2 separate regions of the Homo sapiens genome follow, and region 1 is linked to region 2. The links are chromatin loops, found by intact Hi-C in ENCODE. Cell type or tissue: heart right ventricle. All regions are shown on one strand. Links, peaks and the distances in the headings refer to the core of each region. The heading gives the core; the rest is flanking DNA. Region 1 overlaps CR1L (complement C3b/C4b receptor 1 like). Region 2 holds the start of CR1L (complement C3b/C4b receptor 1 like).

Region 1 (9,256 bases), core at 2,310-7,309, 54 kb before region 2:
AAAATTACTGCTCAGCCATGGGCTGCAGAATGGCTGCTGTTGTCAGCAGGCAGGAAAACTACATGCATCTCCTTGTCCATCTCCATCAGAGCTCTTGCCTGATTGGATACAAAGTCAATGAGCTGTATGTAACATTTTGAAAGGAATCTGTTTTTCTGAGCACTATATCTCAACAGTGAGCCTAAAATATTCAGTAAACCATGCTGCAAACATACCTCTGTCATCAGACTTTGTTGTTCCATTTATAGACACAGGCAAGGTACATTTAGCATAATTCTTAAGGGCCCTAGGGCTTTTAGAATGGTCAGTGAGCATTGGCTTCAACTCAAACTCACCAACGAGATTAGCTCCTAAAAAGGCAGCCTATCCTTTGAAGCTTTGAACCCAGGCATTGGCTTCTCCTCTCTAGCTATGAAGGTCCAATAGATGGCTGTTTTGTCTACATGGAGAATCTGCTATTTATTTTAACACCTTCATCAATGATCTTAGTTAGATCATCAGGACAACTTGCTGCAGCTTCTATGTCAGCACTTGTTGCTTCACCTTGCACCTTTATGTTATGGAGATGACTTCTTTCCTTAAACCTCAGGAATCACCCAACCTGGAGTGCAGTGGCACAATCTCGGCAACTTCTGCTTCCCGGGTTCAAGTTATTCTCATGCCTCAGACTCCCGAGTAGCTGGAACTACAGGCAACCCGCCACAACGCCTGGTTAATTTTTGCATTTTCAGTAGATATGAGGTTTCACCATATTGGTCAGGCTGGTCTTGAACACCTGACCTCAGGTGATCCACCTGCCTCTGCCTCCCAAAGTGCTGGAATTACAGGCATGAGCCACAGTGCCCAGCTGCTTCCAGCTTTTTTTCTGCAGCTTCCTCACCTCTGTCAGCCTTCACAGAATTGAAGAGAGTTAGGGCCTTGCTCAGGATTAGGCTTTAGCTTAAGGAAATATGTCTAGTTTGATCTTGTATCTAGACCACTAAAACTTCTTCCATATCAGCAATAAGGCTGTTTCACCTTCTTATCATTCATGTGTTCACTGGAATAGCACTTTAAGTTTCCTTCAAGTACTTTTGCTTTGCCTTTGCAACTCGCTAGCTGTTTGGCACATGAGGCCTGACTTTTGGCCTGTCTTGGCTTTCAACATATCTTCCTCACTAAGCTTAATCATCTCCAGCTTTTGATTTAAAGTAAGAGATGCATGACTCCTCCCTTCATGTCAACACTTAAAGGCCATTGTAGGGCTATTAATTGGCCTCATTTTAGTATTATTGTGTTCAGGGATTAGGGAGTCCTGAAGAGAGGGAGAGAGAAGGGGAATGTCTTGTCCATGGAGCAGTCAAAGCATGCACATTTATTAAGTTTTCTGTCTTATATGGGTGCAGTTCGTAGGGACTCCAAACAATGAAAATAGTAACATCAAAGATCACTGAAGACAGATCACTATCACAGACATGATAATAATGAAAACCTCTGGGATATTGTGAGAATAACCAAAATGCTACACAGAGACACGAAGTCAACACACACTGTTGGATAAATGATGCCAACTGACATGCTTGTTGCAGCGTTGCCACAAGCCTTCAATTTGTAAAAAGCATAACATCTGTGAAGTACAATAAAATGAGGAAGGCCTGTACTTTTTGATGGCAGCCCTAGCAAGCGATCATGCTGTTATCATTAAGATTTGTTCTCTCACACAGCTGCTACATGCCCTTCCCTTTCTTCCAGCAATGTCTACTCTGGGTTAGGGTTGTTTGTGTGCTTTGACTACTATACTCCTAATTTTTTTTCCTTCCCATCCAGTGAACGGCATACTCTTTATGTGTGCACTGCCCTGGTTTCCAGCAAGGACACAGATTTTTCCCCTAATCTTCTCCTATCTTTGTTCATTTCAATCAGGAGTTAATACCTGTGTTCAAACCTCTCAAGAGCAGGTGGCAACAGCCTAGTTTCCTTCCTGAGATGTGGCTAGAAGGTAGTATTGCTGTGCTGGAACTCTGGAACCAAGAGATGTTGCTGCCAACTCACCCTGTAGTACAAGAATAGTTGATTCTGGATCCAACATGGATGTCTGTGATCACATGCACCATGCCATTCACTGGAACTGGAGGAGTTTCACATGATTTACCTGTGGGAAAGAAAATGTTTTGGAGCCAGGTAGAGTAATCTGAACTCTCTTCAGTACGTAAGGTCTCAACCTGCATGTAGCTTCCTGAAGAAAACACGCAGTTCTGATAGTTCCACAGATTTTGGCACCTTGAGAAAACTCATCAGAGAGCCTCAGGATCAGCCACCTACTAAGCCCCACTTTCAAAAAGACCTTCCCTCCAGATCTATCTAGATCTAGATTTAGATCTGTGTAGAGACCTTGCATCCCTTATCAAAATGTAAAGGTCATTTATGGCATTATTTACTACCAATAAAGTTTTCAAAGGATTTCTTCCCACCTAGTTATTCAAACAGAATTTGTCTTCCTACACAATCTTTATTTCCTGATATAGAGTCATTTATTATTTATTTTCCCATAAGGAATGAAGATTTTCTCTACAAATATTCCTTGAAACATTCTCATGAAGTGAGCATTTCAAGCAATAATCAAAGACGACCTGCAAGAAAAACTCTTACATCCACCTATCTGAACGCTTTTGAAAAAAGGTTTCTCTTATCCCACAATTGAAAAAATTCAATAAGAAGCTTTTGCAGACATGGGAAAGATCCAGTGCAAGTTTACTTACTTTACAACTTTAATGAAGTAGCAAAACATTTGAAGAAGAAAAATAACCGTTTTGAAGGGTTACTCATTCATTTAGTCAATCTTTCTTAATTTAGCACTTATCCTGTGTCAGCCACTCATCAGGATCCTGGGGACACAGTGCTGAGGAAGGGGCCTACGTTCTTGGGAAATATTTCTCAAATGTATATATGTGTGCTAATCATCTTAAATAGGTGAAAACTTTCACTGATTACTTACTGATATTGATCATCAGTCTCAGTGATAACAATAGCCCTGCCACAGTGAATTGAAACATATTCAGGCCATTATAAAAAACTCCAAATGGATTCAGATTGCTTTGCTTTTGAAAATGTCAAGGTCTGTTGATGATTTATTTTCTTTTTTTACTTTCTGGGTCAGGTTTCAAGTTGTTACTCCTTTCTAGCATCTACTGATTTGTTTATAATAGTCTCTTCCTCATTTCTAATTGGCATTTTTCATTAGAACTGGCATTTGGAAGAAGTTATTTTAACTACCAGAGTTATGAAAAATAAGAGAAAGCTTGAGTAGTCCAATCAATGAGCTTTCATGCATGATAGTAGAACAGACATTTGTCATGCTGCCTCAAGGAGCACTGGATTTCTTAGACAGCAAGCATCTCTATATAAGTTATGTTCTTCCAAAATTTTACTCTAAAAAGCACTGTAAGATGTCCAAGTACATTTCTAAGAACATAAACATTTTAGTAAAATTTCATGGTTTTCTAAAGAAACATGTTTTCCAATCATTAGAATCAAGAAATGAAGCAAAGTTCTATCTTCTATTGGGGAAATTATAAATGGGTAGACTAGGAGAAATCAGTAGTCTACTGATTATTGAACATATGAGGCTCATTTTAAAAAAATGACTTATTATTTATGAATCTCTCAGCATAAATTATTTAGGTACATATTTTGAGAATTTATGGAGTCTCAAACTGCTCACCCTGTCTAATGTTACTCCCCACTTTTCCCTCATTCTTCATTGCTTTGATCTATTATCCGTAGCATTTAATTTGCTTATTTTTTTCCTTGTCCTTCTCCCTACCTGAGTAAAAACAACATGGGGACAGGGACTTCACTCATCTTGTTCATTGCTATAACTCCAGTATCTAGATGAACAGAGGCACAAAGTATGTGATCAATAAATAATTGATTAAATAAAGGCATGTTTGATACTTGAGTATTATCAAATATATACACAAATTGTAGACTGACTGCACATTGATTGGAGAACAAAATGAAAAAGAAGGAAGGAGAGAGGGAGAGAAGAAGGGAAAAAAGAACTGAAGGAAGGAAAGAAGAGAAGAAAGAAAAGAAGTAGAGAAAGAAAGCAAATTGTAAAAGCTTCACATTATCTAATCTCTCCTGACCTAGAAGCACACGACCATAGGATTTATCGCAATAGAACATAGAATACAAAATGACAGAGACAGATCAGATAGTTCCAAAGACAGGTGATGTACACATTGATTCACAACCAAACATTACTAAAATAAGAAATTTTCAAATCAATAATTCAGATTAGAAAATTGAAGAACCACATTAGGGGAGGTCATGGGTCAAATACTGAACAGATGAAGGGGAGAGATTGGCCTGAAATGTTACTCCTATTACTTACGTTCACACACTGGAACACTGCTATTCCAAAGGCTTTCCATTCCAGCCAAAACACAGTAACTAGCAGAGCTGCCTTTTAATTGAAATCTAAAGAAGAAAATAGGAGTGAATAGCGAGCTGTTTCAGCCAAGAGGACACTTAGTTCACAATCTAAGGCCCAGCCCCAATTTCAGGATTTTGAGGACCTGAGGCCAGCAGGTGGCAGAGTTGCACAGGCTACGTTATTCTGGAAAAATCACAGCCTCCAGAAGGGAGCAATATAGAGTGGCAAAATGCAGTAGCTTGGTCACATGATAGTCCTGCTTGAATTGAAAAAGGTGGTCACAAAATAGCCACCATCTCCTTGACCCAGGACCCAGGCTTGGAGTTTCACTGATTACTCATTGTCATTATTAGAAACCCAGTCTTCTAATGCAATGCCTTCGTAACTCTGACCCTGGAACAGCAAGTAAAACAGCTCCCAGTTTGGAGTGGTAAAGTGGGAAATAGCTGGCGAGAGAACAGAGATTGTCCTTTCATCTCCACATCTGTGATGGCGTGAAGAAGGCTCAAAAGGGCAATTTGGGCTGCTGAAGAGTAAGCACGAATATTCTAGGGGAAAAAGGAAAGAAGAGAGGACATAATTTTTGTACGCAATTGTTGAAAATTCTCAATGTCTGTTGGGCCCCGATGCCCTCCTAACTCTTACTGGGTGCTGGCTTTTGGAGCCTGCCAAGATTCTGTGTTACATTTTGGGATCAGGTGCTTTGTTGCCCATGCTGGTCAGCTCCCGTGTAGAGATGTGCACCCTGTGAAGAGCACTAGGTGGACATAAACAAGGTAATGACCTTGCTGGAAATATTAACAGCAGCCATCAGAACCCCAGCTCAGAGCCCAGAGCCCATGACTAGCCAGACGATATATGACTGGATTTTTTTAAAATGCTGATTTTTACACTTTCAGTCCTATTACAAATTTCATTACTGATGGTTTAAAGAATTTACTGAAATGATTCTTAAATGATCCTAGCTCTTTAGAATAAGTTTTTTGTTACTTGCAATTTTTTCTGAGACTCTTAAATTACTCATATTCTATTTGCTGTTTTGAAATTCTAAAATTTTGAAAATAGGATTTTTTAAACTTACTGTGTTACCTATATATTAATAACAAGTAATTATACTTGTCTTTGAATTTGCCAGTTAATATATGGCCCAGTGTCCTCTTCATATCTCATGTTATTAGTTCCATATGTGTCTTTCCTTTCTTCCTATATATACTTTCAAAAGTTCATCTCTCTGATTGTGTGTGTGTGTGTGTGTGTCTGTCTGTCTGTCTTTTTTTAAGCCACATCAAATCTCCCCTTTTTGGACTAATTCCTAACCCCAATTTCAATGTCCAGCAGGTCAGGCAAGCTCATACTCACCCTTCATCACAAACAAAATCCACTTTTGCTCCAAGCTGGAGATTAAGTGGAAATAGCACATGGCCATTAGGAAGTTGGCCCAGGAAGTCATCACAGGATTTCACTGGAAAAAAAGAAAAACGAACAGAAATAACTGGCATGTGGAGAATAAAGACGCAAGCTAAAAATACCAAGCCAGATAAGAGTCTAGTCACCTTCACATCTGGGGGCTGCAGGGCTCCAGTCTCCCTGGGGTGTGCAGTGCAAATACGTAGATCCTCTGAGGTCGTAGCCGGGCTCACAGCTGTAGAACACTTCCTGCCCGGGTGAAAAGTTGTCCTTGTCCCTTTGGGTACGCTCAGCATGCAGGACATCTGGAGGTGGCTGACATACTGGGGAGAGAGAAACAAAGTACTGCTAATTGTGTGAAAATAACTTTTCTCTCACTGTTAAACTGGCCAAGGGAATAATAATTACAAATCTATATGTAACAAAAAAGGTAGAATAACAGCCTTATTACATTGATAACAAACTAAATACACAGGGCGAGGAAGATGTCTTGCCATCACTCATAGAACTGACACATTGCACAACTGTGACTAAAACAGAGGTATCCCCAATTCATTGTTTTACATCTAAAGTATGCAACTAAGATTTCACAATGGACAGTTCCTTCTAGAATGCTTCCAATTACTGTTCACCCAGTACAAAATTGGGAGGGATGATGGATTTTTATATCTCCATGCTTCCTTTCTAGAAAGGCATCACCAATTTCGTCTTGCATTTTAGGCCATAAAGGAGTGCCCCTGCCCATGTCTCATCTAATAGGTCCCTCCATCACCTATCACACTGGTGCAACAAACATACATCTATTCTCTTCTCCTTTCAAGTCTTCTCTCAGCGGCCACCTGACATAGGGTGGTAAAGAACTATGGGTCTCCTCCCTTCATGCTATGCAGCAAGGTGCTGCCTAGTCATTCATTTCACTCCAGTGAGAAGGTGGGCAACTGTCGAACAAAATCTAAAAGACCTACTGTCACCATAATGAGAGTGTCTATTTCACACAACATATTGTAAGGGCAGCGCTGGCTCTCTCTTAATATAGTTGATCGGAACTCAGGAAGTCAGAACACATTTAGGTCTCAACTAAATTATATAAAACTGTTATAAAATGGAAAAAATAATTTCAGTTTGTCTTTGAGCAGATCAGTTCCCTTTTCTGGACTTCAGCTTTCTCAAGCATCAAATGGGGGATTGGACTAGAAAAATGACTTCTTTAGGGAGTTTGTAAATACTCTGATGCTGTAATGTCCATTTTCAGGGCTCATCACCCAGTGTTTCCCTTGACTAATCAATGCCTGGTGATGTAATATTGAGGTGCTGTGCTGGTTAAATTTCTGTTGGCCCCTAGCCTCACACTTCTGCACTGTCTTTTGGCTGCTAGCAATGGAAACCTTAAAACTATAATCATTTGTCTTCCTTGATAGCTGGGCTCTGGTTAGGTTCTTCCAGTTGGAGGCATATATACCAAATTAAAAAGCAGGATGATGGCAGAGTCTGTTCTACTTCTAGAGGTGGCTCAGGCAGTGGCAGTATAGATGACTTCAGTGAGCAGCTACAGCTTCAATTCTAGCGATGCCAATGACTTTGGCTCCAGCAATATCAGCTGCATTCTGGCAGCTGTGGTGGCTCCTGCAGCATTAGCAGCTTTCAGGGAGCTGCCTGCTCAGTGGGAGGGGCTGGCCACTTGAGCATCCCTCCAGGCTCCTGTGCTGTGTAGACTGGGAGCCACAGCAGCTCCCTGATCTCTGGTAACTCTGCCTTCGTCCTATTGCTAGGGAGGCTGCCTGATTTTCCTGCCCTTCTAACATCTTTGTGACCTATTAGCTGTGATATGGTTTGTCTCTGTGTCCCCACCCAAATCTCATGTCAAATTGTAATTCCCAGTGTTGGAGGAGGAGCCTAGTGGGAAGTGACTGGATCATGGGGGTGGTTTCTAATGGTTTATCACCATCACCCTAGTGCTGTATTGTGATATAGTTCTCTTGAGATCTGCTTGTTTAAAATGTGTAGCACCTCCCTAGTTGCTGTCTCCTGCCAGCCATATGAAAATATACATGCTTCCTCTTTGCCTTCCACCATGATTGTAAGTTTCCTGAGGAGTCTTCAGTCATTCCTCCTGTATAGCCTGCAGAACTGAGAGTTAATTAAACCTCTTTTCTTTATAAATTACCCAGTCTCAGGTAGTTCTTTATACAATGTGAGAAGAGTCTAATACAGCCTGCATGAAATCCCTCCCTCCTTGAAAGTATCTAGAGTAAGTTTTGATTTCCTGACTGGATGCTGACTAGCAAAGCCAAGTCTCTGGAGTCGGGTGGACTTGCGTTTCAGTCTTCAGTCTGCAAGTTAATATCTTAGAAAGTTATCCGATTTCTCTAAGGCACATTTTCTCTGCAAAACATAGAGGCCAGGCACAGTGGCTCATGCCTATAATCTCAGCACTTTGGGAGGCCCAGGTGGGTGGATTGCTTCAGCTCAGGTGTTCGAGACAAGCCTGGGAAACATGGTGAGATTCGATCTCTATAAAAAAAATATAAAAAATTTAACCAGGTGTGGTAGCATGCACCTGTAGTCCCAGCTGCTTGGGAGGCTCAGGCAGGAGAATTGCTTGAGCCAGGGAGGTGGCGGTTGCAGTAAGCCATGATCTCACCTCTGCAGTCCAACTTGAGTGACAGATCAAGACCCTGTCTCAAGCAAAACAAAACAGACAAACCTAGAAAAACTGGTAACTACCTAATAACTTTGTTTTAAGGATTAAAATTCACATGTAGCCTGTATTATGGTGCCTGGCTGGAAGAATCACTCATTTTCTATCAGCAGTTATTATACTCAAAGGTAATTAATAGATTTGCTTATAAGAACTCCAAAGAAACATCACGTTCCTTGTCCAGGTTTAGCTTTGCTTCTTCATTTCAGCACATCTGCATGTACACACACCTTCTGAATTTCATGTTCACTACCTAGAAAATTTGCTTCTCGACCCTGCTCAGCACAAATCCCTCCCCCTGAACAAATACTAATCTCCTGATCCAACAGCAATGCATGTCACTGGCAGGGCCCTTCTAGGCCTCAGTCAGACTCACCCCTGGAGCAGCTTGGTAACTCTGGCTCCCATTTGTTCAGGGCCTGGCACTTCACATGGGAGGGCCCTTTCATGCCAAAGCCAGGCTGACACCTAAACTCCACAACTTCATTTAAGGAAAATAAGCTTCTGTTGTCAGATACCAATATTCCATTTTCCACATTTGGAGGCGTGCATTTGTTAGGTATAATGCACTGAGGGGCTGGGCCACTCCAGATGCCCACTTGATCATCTTTGCTGGTGCAGTATATGGAGGGCTCACCCACAAGCTCAAACACCTTTTTCCCTCTGCTTCCAAGATTGCAGTGGTAGGTCACCACTGATCCATAGTGAAAATACTCTCTGCTGATGCTAGTGAA
Region 2 (9,256 bases), core at 1,553-6,552:
GCAGGTCTCCCATGCACAGCACCACCTGCTTACAAAACCTTATCTTTGTGAGAGTGAGTTGCTCCAAAAATTGAATGTTTATTTTAATTCATGTATTCTCTCTGCCTAGCATCGTGAGTTCTCATTTTTACTTTCTCTAGGTTTCATACCTGTCTTGATTTAACCCTATCAACCTCAAACTTAACCTTATTTTTCCTTCTCTTCATTTTTAGTTTTGTTATCTTCCATGTTGCACCCTATTCATTTTATAATTCTATGTTCCTCTATTTCAAATTGCTTTCATTATCTTCTTCAACTTCCAGGTTTTTTTTTTTTTTCTGTGTGTGTGTGTGTGTCTGTGTGTGTGTGTGTGTGTGTGTGTGTGTGTTTGAGACCGGGTCTCACTCTGTCACCCAAGCTGGAGTGCAGTGGTATGATTAGGGCTCACTGCAGCCTTGACCATGGGGGCTCCAGTGATCCTCCCCCTTCACGCCCTTCAGCCTCCCAAGTAGCTGGGACCACAGGCATGCAACATCACACCTGGCTAATTTTTTGTTTTTAATATTCTGTAGAGGTGGGCTCTCCTTATGATGCCCAGGCTGTATGTACTTCTAGTACTAAGCCTATTCTAAACATTAATCTTTAAAAAGAAAAAAAAGTCCTTTCGTTTTCTTCTTAACACCACTGCTCCCTAATCCCATCACCCTCCTTCAAAATGAACGTTTTAATGATCAGTGAGATGCAAGACTGAAGTACTGGAAGCCCTGCAGAGTCAACATAAACAGGGGAGACAGATCCTTTCTGGCCCTCAGCTGCTGCTGCCCTAGCTTTTTAGGTACAACAGAAAGACCATCCTGAGCATAGCTCTTTAAAGAACCTTCCTCTTGGAGGCAGGAGGGACTTTTTCCTAGGCTCTAAGCCCCAGCCAAATAGTATATTTAATTTTCTGATATTTAACAGATGTCTATATGGATACTGAGTTAGGGTTCATACAGAAGCAAACAAATGGGGCTTTTGGAACCACAAATGGGGGAAGACAGAAGATTCCTGCATTCTGATGGGGAGAGACAGAGAACAGAAAAGATCACTTTAAAAGGGTGATTACAAGAGGTACTTGAACTGGGTTGTATGTGTTCAACCTGAGTTGGGGGGTTCCAAGAAGGTCTCTGAAGCGGTAACATTCCAGCTGAGCTTGCAGAAGAAACAGCCCATTTATGCAGCAGGTCATGGGGAGAACGTTCCAGGACTGAGGGAACAGAAAGCACAGATGCCCCAAAGTGGCAGAGTTTTGTCTGTTTGATGAGAAGCAAAGCCTTCCCTCCCCCCAGTCATTTGTTAAATGCTGTCAGAAAATTATACTCCTTTCCTCCAGAACACTTCCCTGGTTAATATATTTGTTACTATTATGTTTTGGTTAATGTCTGCCACTCCCAATACATTTTAGCAAACATCTGTTGATTGCCTACTGTGTTCCCGGCATTAAGCACTTAACAATGAGCAAAAAAAGTCCCTGCTTATCTTCCTGCATGTACGTGTGTGTAAACAAATAGTAAAAAAAGGATAAAGAAAATAGGAATTGTCTGTTATTACCTACTAGTGTAACAGCACCAGACATACAAGACCCATATTTGTTGAATGAATGTTCCTAAGAGAAGAAATGCAACGTACAATCTGTACATGGAATAAGATCCTAAATATAATTTGGACATAGATACACATGAAACACAATAAAGTCAGAAGGAAATATAACAAAATATTAAAAACAGTTGTCCTTTTATTTTGTTCATTTTGCACAATAAGCCTGTATTTAAGCATGTATTTTTTGGCTTTTTTTTTTTTTTTTTTTTTTTTTGAGACAGGGTCTCACACTGTCATCCAGGCTGGAGTGCAGTGGCATGATCACAGCTCACTGCAGTCTTCTCCTCCTGGGCTCAAGCGATCCTCCCACCTCAGCCTCTGGAGTAGTTGGGACCACGGGCATACACCACCATGCCCATCTAATTTTTTTATTTTTTGTAGACATGGGGTTTTGACATGTTGTCCAGGCTGATCTTGAACTCCTGGGCTTAAGCAATCACCCAACTTGGGCCTCCCAAAGTGCTGGGATCACAGGTGTGAGCAACTGGGCCTGGCCTAGCATGCATTTTTAAAAATATTGATTCCATTCAATGAAATACAAAACAGTGGGATAGGCCTTAAGCTTCAGTTTATGAGCTGTAGGGGAAAACAAGATTAACATTATCTGCCTTCCTTTGTTAGGATACTAATTTCTCACTAGGTTTGGCTACCAGTGTTTTTTAGGTTGCTTCACATCTCTCAAATATGACTCAAACTAATGAAAAGAAGGAAAACAATGTCAAAAAGCCACTAGGCAATGGAATCAGATACTGTCTATATTGGTTGGGAACAGGAAGATGACTCGATGGCCCACCCACCCCCCAAAAAAGCAGCCACTTAAAATTCAAGACCAATACGATCTCAGGCAACACGGACACTGTTCACAGAAGGCACTAAAAGCATGGTGCGCCCTTACCACCTCTCTAACCCCAGGCACTGAGAGCCTGCTCTCACTCAACATGCCCTCCCTAGCCGCAGAGTCCGCGCTCGCTCCACTCAAAGCAAACAGTGAGCTGTCTTGCCCACAGTGAACTCCGCACACAGGCCACTTGCGCACAGCACGCTCCCAGCAACACCTGGCCAGGCCCCTGCTCGCCCAGCCCAGCCCAGGCCAGCCCAGCCCATGGGGCACAGCAGACGCACTGCAACCCTTACCGCGGGTACTGTCCAAGCCCTAATGAACACCCTACTCACCAAGGCACCAAGGGAACACAGGGCAAACTCTCACCACGGGCACAGCACGGGCTCTAGCAACAATCCCACGCACCTGTGCACTCCAGAGCAAGCCCTCACCTGGGGCGCCCAGTAAGCCCTCCCCTTGCTGACTGGGCTCAATCCCGAAAACACGATTCACGCTTCTTTTGGGAACGCAGCCAGATCCTGCGTAAATGTCGGCCGCGCACACGATGCCACCAAACAAGCTTCTGCGTGGTTCCCGCATCCCCCGCCACATACCCCCGGGATCTGAGCACGGCACCCCTCGGAGAACCCTGGCCTCGCTCTCTATCCCAAGCAGGCACGACGTGCAGTGAGCTTCGCCCCGCGCCTCCTGCCCGACTGACTGAGCAGAGCTCTAGCCTCGCCGCGGACGCGCGAATCCACCCCGGGGTCCTACCGGAGAAGGAGGACAGCAGCAACACCAGGGCCGCCAGAAGCAACCCAGGAAAGCGCCGGGAAGGAAAGGGACGCTCGAGACGGACGGGAGGCGCCATGAGCGGCGCGGGAGACCCCGTGATTTATCCGGAGGTGAGCAGAGAAACCGAAAGCCAGCCGAGCAGGGAAGTCCCTTCTGAGTCCGGTTAGTGGACACAACAATCCCCAAACTCACAGTTTCCAGGGCCGCATGACAGGTGGGCGTGGCCTGGGCGCGTAGTGTGAAATTGAGTCTTAGCGCCGGGGCGGCTGGGGCCAATCGGCGGGCCGCGGGGCGGGGCCTCGGCGCGCAGGGGCAGCCCGTTGGCCTTCGAGGAGACAGGGCGTGTCCAGAGCCCTGGCAGGGGGTTATCGTGGGCTAGCACCCCTCAGGGTTAGTTTTATCCTGGGGCACTGCAGGCTGTCAGGACTGCCTGGGCCCTTACTTGGTATTTGGCATTAGTCAGGCATTATTGGGAACAATATTTGAGTTTTTCTTGCTTGAATGCCTGCTACTGAATCGTCTCGGCGCCGTCTTCTTTTCACAGTCTCAAAGGTTTGGCTTCTGCACTCCCAGCCCCTAAGATAATTTGCCCTTTGCTCCCCTCCCTGGAGAGGACCCGTCAGAATCTAAATTATTAAGCAACACCAGGCCGTTAGCATATTGAGACTCTATGGGACCCTTGCCCTTGAGCAACTAAATGTTTTATTGAAGACGAAATATACATGCATGAACAATGTAAGGACAAGGGTGTCCTAAGTGCCAAATTCCTGGAAGCAATAAATGCAGGAGGATTGGGATGGGTAGAAATTGTTAGGCGAAGTGGATAAGGGGGAGAACTTTTCTGGTGAAACAATCTCAGGAACAATGTTGGAAAATTAAGAATGAGCAGGATTGATTTGTAGGGTTCTGAGTAAGCCAGTATGACTGGTAAAAGGGGGAAAAAAAAAGGGAACATGACTGGCATTAAAAGAGCAAACAAAAAAAGTTGACATCTCTTCCCCTCAGATTGGCAAAGAATTAAAACGTCAGCCAATGTGAGTGAACATGTTGCAGGGGGACCAGCACTCTGTTTGTAACATAACTTTTCAGAATGTTAAAAGTCTTAAAGTGGAAATGACTTGTGTTAGGCTCTCAGTTCCCAGAGAAATCATCAGAGCTGTGATCAAAGATTTATAATTTTTGTAAAAAATGTAAACCCTAAGTGTCTAGCAAAAGTAATAAGGAGGCAGTTACCTTTGTGTGATGGAATTCTATGCAGCAAGTATTGCAAAAGAATACCAAATGTGAGAAACTATGATATCATTGTAAGTGGAAAAAGCAGAGTCCAAATTGGCATGTGCATTTTGGCAGTCCTTTTATTAAAACAAAAATGCTATATATATATATATATATATACATACACTAATTTGGAACACAACAAAATTAACAATGGTTAAGATTATAGATATTTCACTTTCCTTGTGCTTTTCAGTTTTCTTTTTCTATGTTGACCCTATGTTACATTTAGAATAAGGTAAAGAAAATGTATTTTAAAAATCAAATCTATGTATCAATTGTTGTTTTGTTCATAGAATTATGGGAGTAGAACTTGTATTACACAGGGTTTGTATGAGAGGATAGTGAGGAATTAGATGCTTAGTGTATAAACCTAAAATGGGTCTTATGGAATTATAGAGTTTAAATGTATTTAATACAGTTCTATAACTGAGATGTACTGAAGACTTTCTGGGTTCACCAAACCACGGAATTTCCTCTTCCCAAACATTTTCAAATTTTTGGCATAGAATACAAGACATTGAGTCTGGTGGTATATCAAATAAACATCTTAGTATCTTGGATTATAAAATTCAGACACTCTATGACAGTAATTAAAGGAGGTATAATTAAGGGGATAGTAAATAGGAAACTCAATGAGGAGAAATTATTATTCCTGTTAATGTATGGTGTGAAAGAGCAATATGACAGACATGTTCTGTGGCTCAATGCCAGCACTTATTTGTGAAAGCAGATAGTCTATTTATTTTTCTCCACATCAATAGATATTAAAAATTCTCCATTTATTTTCAGGCTTGGAAGAAAGATACCTTTTTCTCATGAGAAAAATTATTATAAAGAATAGAAGAAAAAATATGGCTAGTGTTTGATTTCCTAGTTTCAGGTGTCAGATTAGATTCAAAGATCGGTATTTTATTGAAACTTTCTTTCAATCAGTAAAATTTCCATCCCTGGGGTTAATCAAGCCATTCTTAATATACTCGAAGACTTTCACATTAAATTTATAAAACTAATTTTTATTTGAGTTAACTGAAGCTTCATTTGAATGGTTCTGAGCCTTGTTTCCTATTTTTTGGGATAAGTTCCATAAGTCAGGGTTAGAGCTTTCTTATAATATCTCCAGTGCCAAAATCTGTAGTAAGTGTACAATGAATAGCTGGTAAATATTGGATGAAATAAATGGTTCTTGTGGTCAAGTGCATTTAACATATCTCTGCCAGTTCTCCTCCAGCATGAATTTATTAAATGTCCAGAAATTTCTGAGAGATTTTGATTTAAATAATTTTAGACCCTAGGAAACAAATCGAGATCGGTCTGTAAAATGGATGAGCTACAACTGTCTGCACAGCAAACTTTCCTAAATCAGGTGTTGCAAGCTTACTTGTGAAGTGGAGCTGTGGTCTATCCCTTAGCCTTGAGGTCATTTTAGTGACTGAGTTCAATGTCGACAATGAACTTCCTGAGGCCTTAACGGGTAGAACTTGAAGCCAAAGCTTTGAATGAAGTTGATTTAGGAAATTAATGTTTCCTCCAATTCCCCCTAAAGATTTTGTCAAACTGCCAAAGAGAAGAAAAGGAGAGAATGAGGATATCTGTGTTTGTGGACCCGGTTTAGAACTATGGGATCTCCTTTAAGGGGCTTATGAAGGGCAGTATGGGTGGAGGCTGGTGTGCAGGGATGTCATTAAACTGTGGCCAACTCTTTTAAAATTTGATGTTAGGGCTGGGCGCGGTGGCTCATGCCTGTAATCCCAGCACTTTGGGAGGCCGAGGTGGGCAGATCACGAGGTCAGGAGATCTAGACCATCCTGGCCAACATGGTGAAACCCCGTCTGTACTAAAATACAAAAAATTAGCTGGGCGTGGTGGCGCACACCTGTAGTCCCAGCTACTCAGGAGGCTGAGGCAGGGGAATTGCTTGAACCTGGGAGGCGGAGGTTGCAGTGAGTCAAGATTGCGCCACTGCACTCCAGCCTGGTGACAGAGCAAGACTTTATCTCAAAAAAAAAAAAAAAAAAAAAAAAGAACCATGTTAGATGGTTCTTTGCCTCCTAATTAGTATACTGTATTTACATTATGCTTTTCAGGAGCAAGTGGAGCAGCATGAATGGGCCTCTATTTACACCTGCTAAGCACCTGCCAGCCAACTGACCTTTATGTTTAGCTGTGTCTGATTTTCTTTCCTGTTACTATCAAGAGCATGTCTGTGGCATTACACATCAACACAGGGATTATGAAAACAATCAGGTACAGAACTATATTCCATAAGTAGATTTGCAAAATAAAGTATTTTATTCCTTTCTCATTACAATGGTAGAGACAGAAAATTTCATTAAAGCATCATAAACTTCATAGTACACACTTAAGTGTGCCAAAAAAGCAAACAAAACAAAGAATGTTAGGACTAGCAATAGCTTCATAGGGCAATTGGTGTCCAGCCCCTGCTTTTCAGATGAAAATGTAAGGTCACAGGTTAGCAGAATTGCTTAATAATACAAGTTAGGCAATATAGTATTTTACTCATAGTTAGTATATACAGTATTTATCATTATAACTGATATAATAGAAAAAAACCTTTCAGCTTTCTTGCAATTAAAAAGTGACAGGTGAGGTTGCAGTAAGCCTAGATAGCACCACTGCACTCCAGCCTGGGTAACAGAGCAAGACCCTGTCTCCAAAATAAATCAAAAGTCACAGACATTGAAATATTTATTAATCACATTGCTCACTGACCTACTCCATTCTGGAAAAAAAAAAGAACACAGGATTTTTTTTTCTTGTAATGGGAAATTTTAATTCTAAAAAGGCCAATTCCCAATCACTTAGTTTCTAGTCCTCCTTTAAAAATTACTTCTTCAAAATCCCAAGAAATAAAAGAGATTTGCTAAAGATTCAACTAAGCAAAAGTCCTATCAAGTATCTTTACATATACTCACCACCTATTTGCCCTTCTTTCTTGGTGACCTAGCTGTATGTCCTTTGCCCATTTTTGTTGGGTGGAGAGAAGTTTGGTCTTTAATTTTTAAGTACTCTCTAAATAATAAAGCAATTAGCTTTTGTGATGTAAGTTGCATTTTTTTCTTGCAGTTTATCAGTTGATTTTTCTTAAGCTGGTTTTTTTTCCCTCTCTTCCATGATTTTAAATTGAAATTCAGGTTCATGTCTATCTCACTCCTTATACTGCTGTCAAAGTAAATGTGGCAAAATTCACCTTTAAAGCAACTATTAAACAGAATTACATAGAAATGAGCATTAGTCATATATAAAGCTATTATTAAATATCCAGAAATATTCTGATGTTTTCTAGAGGTCATTAGCATGGCCCATAATATCATAACACATTTTTGTTCTCTAAAGATGTGGACTGGTTAAAGAACACAAGGTCACTTATTTTAAAAATATCAGAACACGTTTATTATTTTGATACATTTTTTAAAAGTTGTGTTTTAAAAAGTTAATTTAGTATATTCTGAATCCATACAAAAGTAAGCTAGTACTTTTATAATAACAATTATTCTTTCATTTCAATTTTTATTATGTTTTTTATATAGAACACAGCACAAAGTGCTTTTGAATTAAAGTTTAGAAAATATCGAAAGCGGCCAGGCGCGGTGGCTCATGCCTGTAATCGCAGCACTTTGGGAGGCCGAGGCAGGTGGATCACGAGGTCAGGAGATCCAGACCATCCTGGCTAACATGGTGAAACCCCGTCTCTACTAAAAATACAAAAAAATTAGCCGGGCGTGTTGGCAGGTGCCTGTAGTCCCATCTACTGGTAATCCCAACTACTCAGGAGGCTGAGGCAGGAAAATGGTGTCAACCCGGGAGGCGGAGCTTGCAGTGAGCCGAGATTACGCCACTGCACTCCAGCCTGGGAGACAGAGCCAGACTCCATCTCAAAAAAAAAGAAGATATCGAAATCTTATTTTCCAAATATTTCTCTTCAGTAGTCTTAACCACTCTTCCCATGATCATTTCATGCCTTTCTAGTAAATTAATTTTTCTCCCTAGAGAAAGTAAAAACTGATATAGCATATATTTCACTCTAAACTGTTTAAAAGACTAGGGTTCTGCTCTATAAAATAAAAGGAAACAAACTAAGGGGGAAAAGTACGTATGTAAAAAAACACATATGTGAAAGAAGATAGGCAGAAAATGAATCAAAATATTAGGAGTGGTTATCAGTAGGTAGCATAATTATAAGTGACTTATTTTTCATAACTTTCTGCATTTTCCAAGCTCTTCTTACTGAGCCCATTCCATATTACAAATATTTTAAAAAAGAACAGTGACCACCTTACAAACCAGAAATTCCAGGCAACACCTTATTCCTTTAAGTAATCCAAACTATTTTCTATCTCCTAAATGCAGTCTTTTCCCCTGACTAGATACTGTGTGCGTTTAGCACGAGGCAGAAGGGTGGGGGTTTCACAGTGACGCACACAAAGAGGCAGGAGCTTTGCTAGGTACCAGGGAAGGGGCAGCATCTTCAAGTGCACATGTCTGCGTCTCTGTGAAGTCACTTCAAAGACTTTATGAAGCTCAGATCTGATTCTGTTGAAATCAATTGGCTCCTTTCCCACCAAAATTGTATTCGAGATGTTCTTCAGCTGTATAGTACTTTGTCAAGGAAGGACCCTGAAATAACAGGATGTTTTCATTTAATTAACAGCATGGTAGACAACTGAACTACCCAGAATTTACAGGCTGATAAGCTTTGGATATTTTCTAAACTTTATTCCACAATAA

What was found. Hi-C counts contacts between places; a loop is a spot of excess contacts. Peaks named below come from ENCODE experiments on the same cell type or tissue, not always from the same donor. Only the 100,000 strongest peaks of a DNase experiment are listed, where the experiment ranks them.
Region 1: it touches region 2 in a loop (2.7-fold over the local background); 10 of 110 quality-filtered maps call a loop at or near these places.

The regions. Positions count from the first base shown.
Region 1 is chr1:207,694,394-207,703,649 of GRCh38, reverse strand. CR1L (complement C3b/C4b receptor 1 like) reads right to left here. Exons shown (of 12, transcript NM_175710.2): 5 at 8,899-9,256; 6 at 5,971-6,147; 7 at 5,777-5,879; 8 at 4,376-4,461; 9 at 2,032-2,131. Among named protein-coding and RNA genes, the nearest start is that of CD46, 53 kb to the left of the region's middle. In heart right ventricle, for the core only: CTCF peaks have their summits at 4,366 and 4,571 (motif pointing right); a DNase peak (open chromatin) is centred at 4,579.
Region 2 is chr1:207,639,286-207,648,541 of GRCh38, reverse strand. It overlaps CR1L (complement C3b/C4b receptor 1 like), which reads right to left and starts at 3,409. Exons shown (of 12, transcript NM_175710.2): 1 at 3,212-3,409. The coding sequence starts at 3,308. It overlaps CR1 (complement C3b/C4b receptor 1 (Knops blood group)), which reads right to left. Exons shown (of 47, transcript NM_000651.6): 47 at 6,777-9,145. The coding sequence ends at 9,133. It also overlaps the pseudogene CD46P1. RefSeq lists an enhancer at 3,300-3,379 and a silencer at 3,440-3,609. In heart right ventricle, for the core only: no CTCF peak of the experiment used is centred there; a DNase peak (open chromatin) is centred at 3,471; H3K4me3 peaks cover 1,258 bases; H3K27me3 peaks cover 1,754 bases.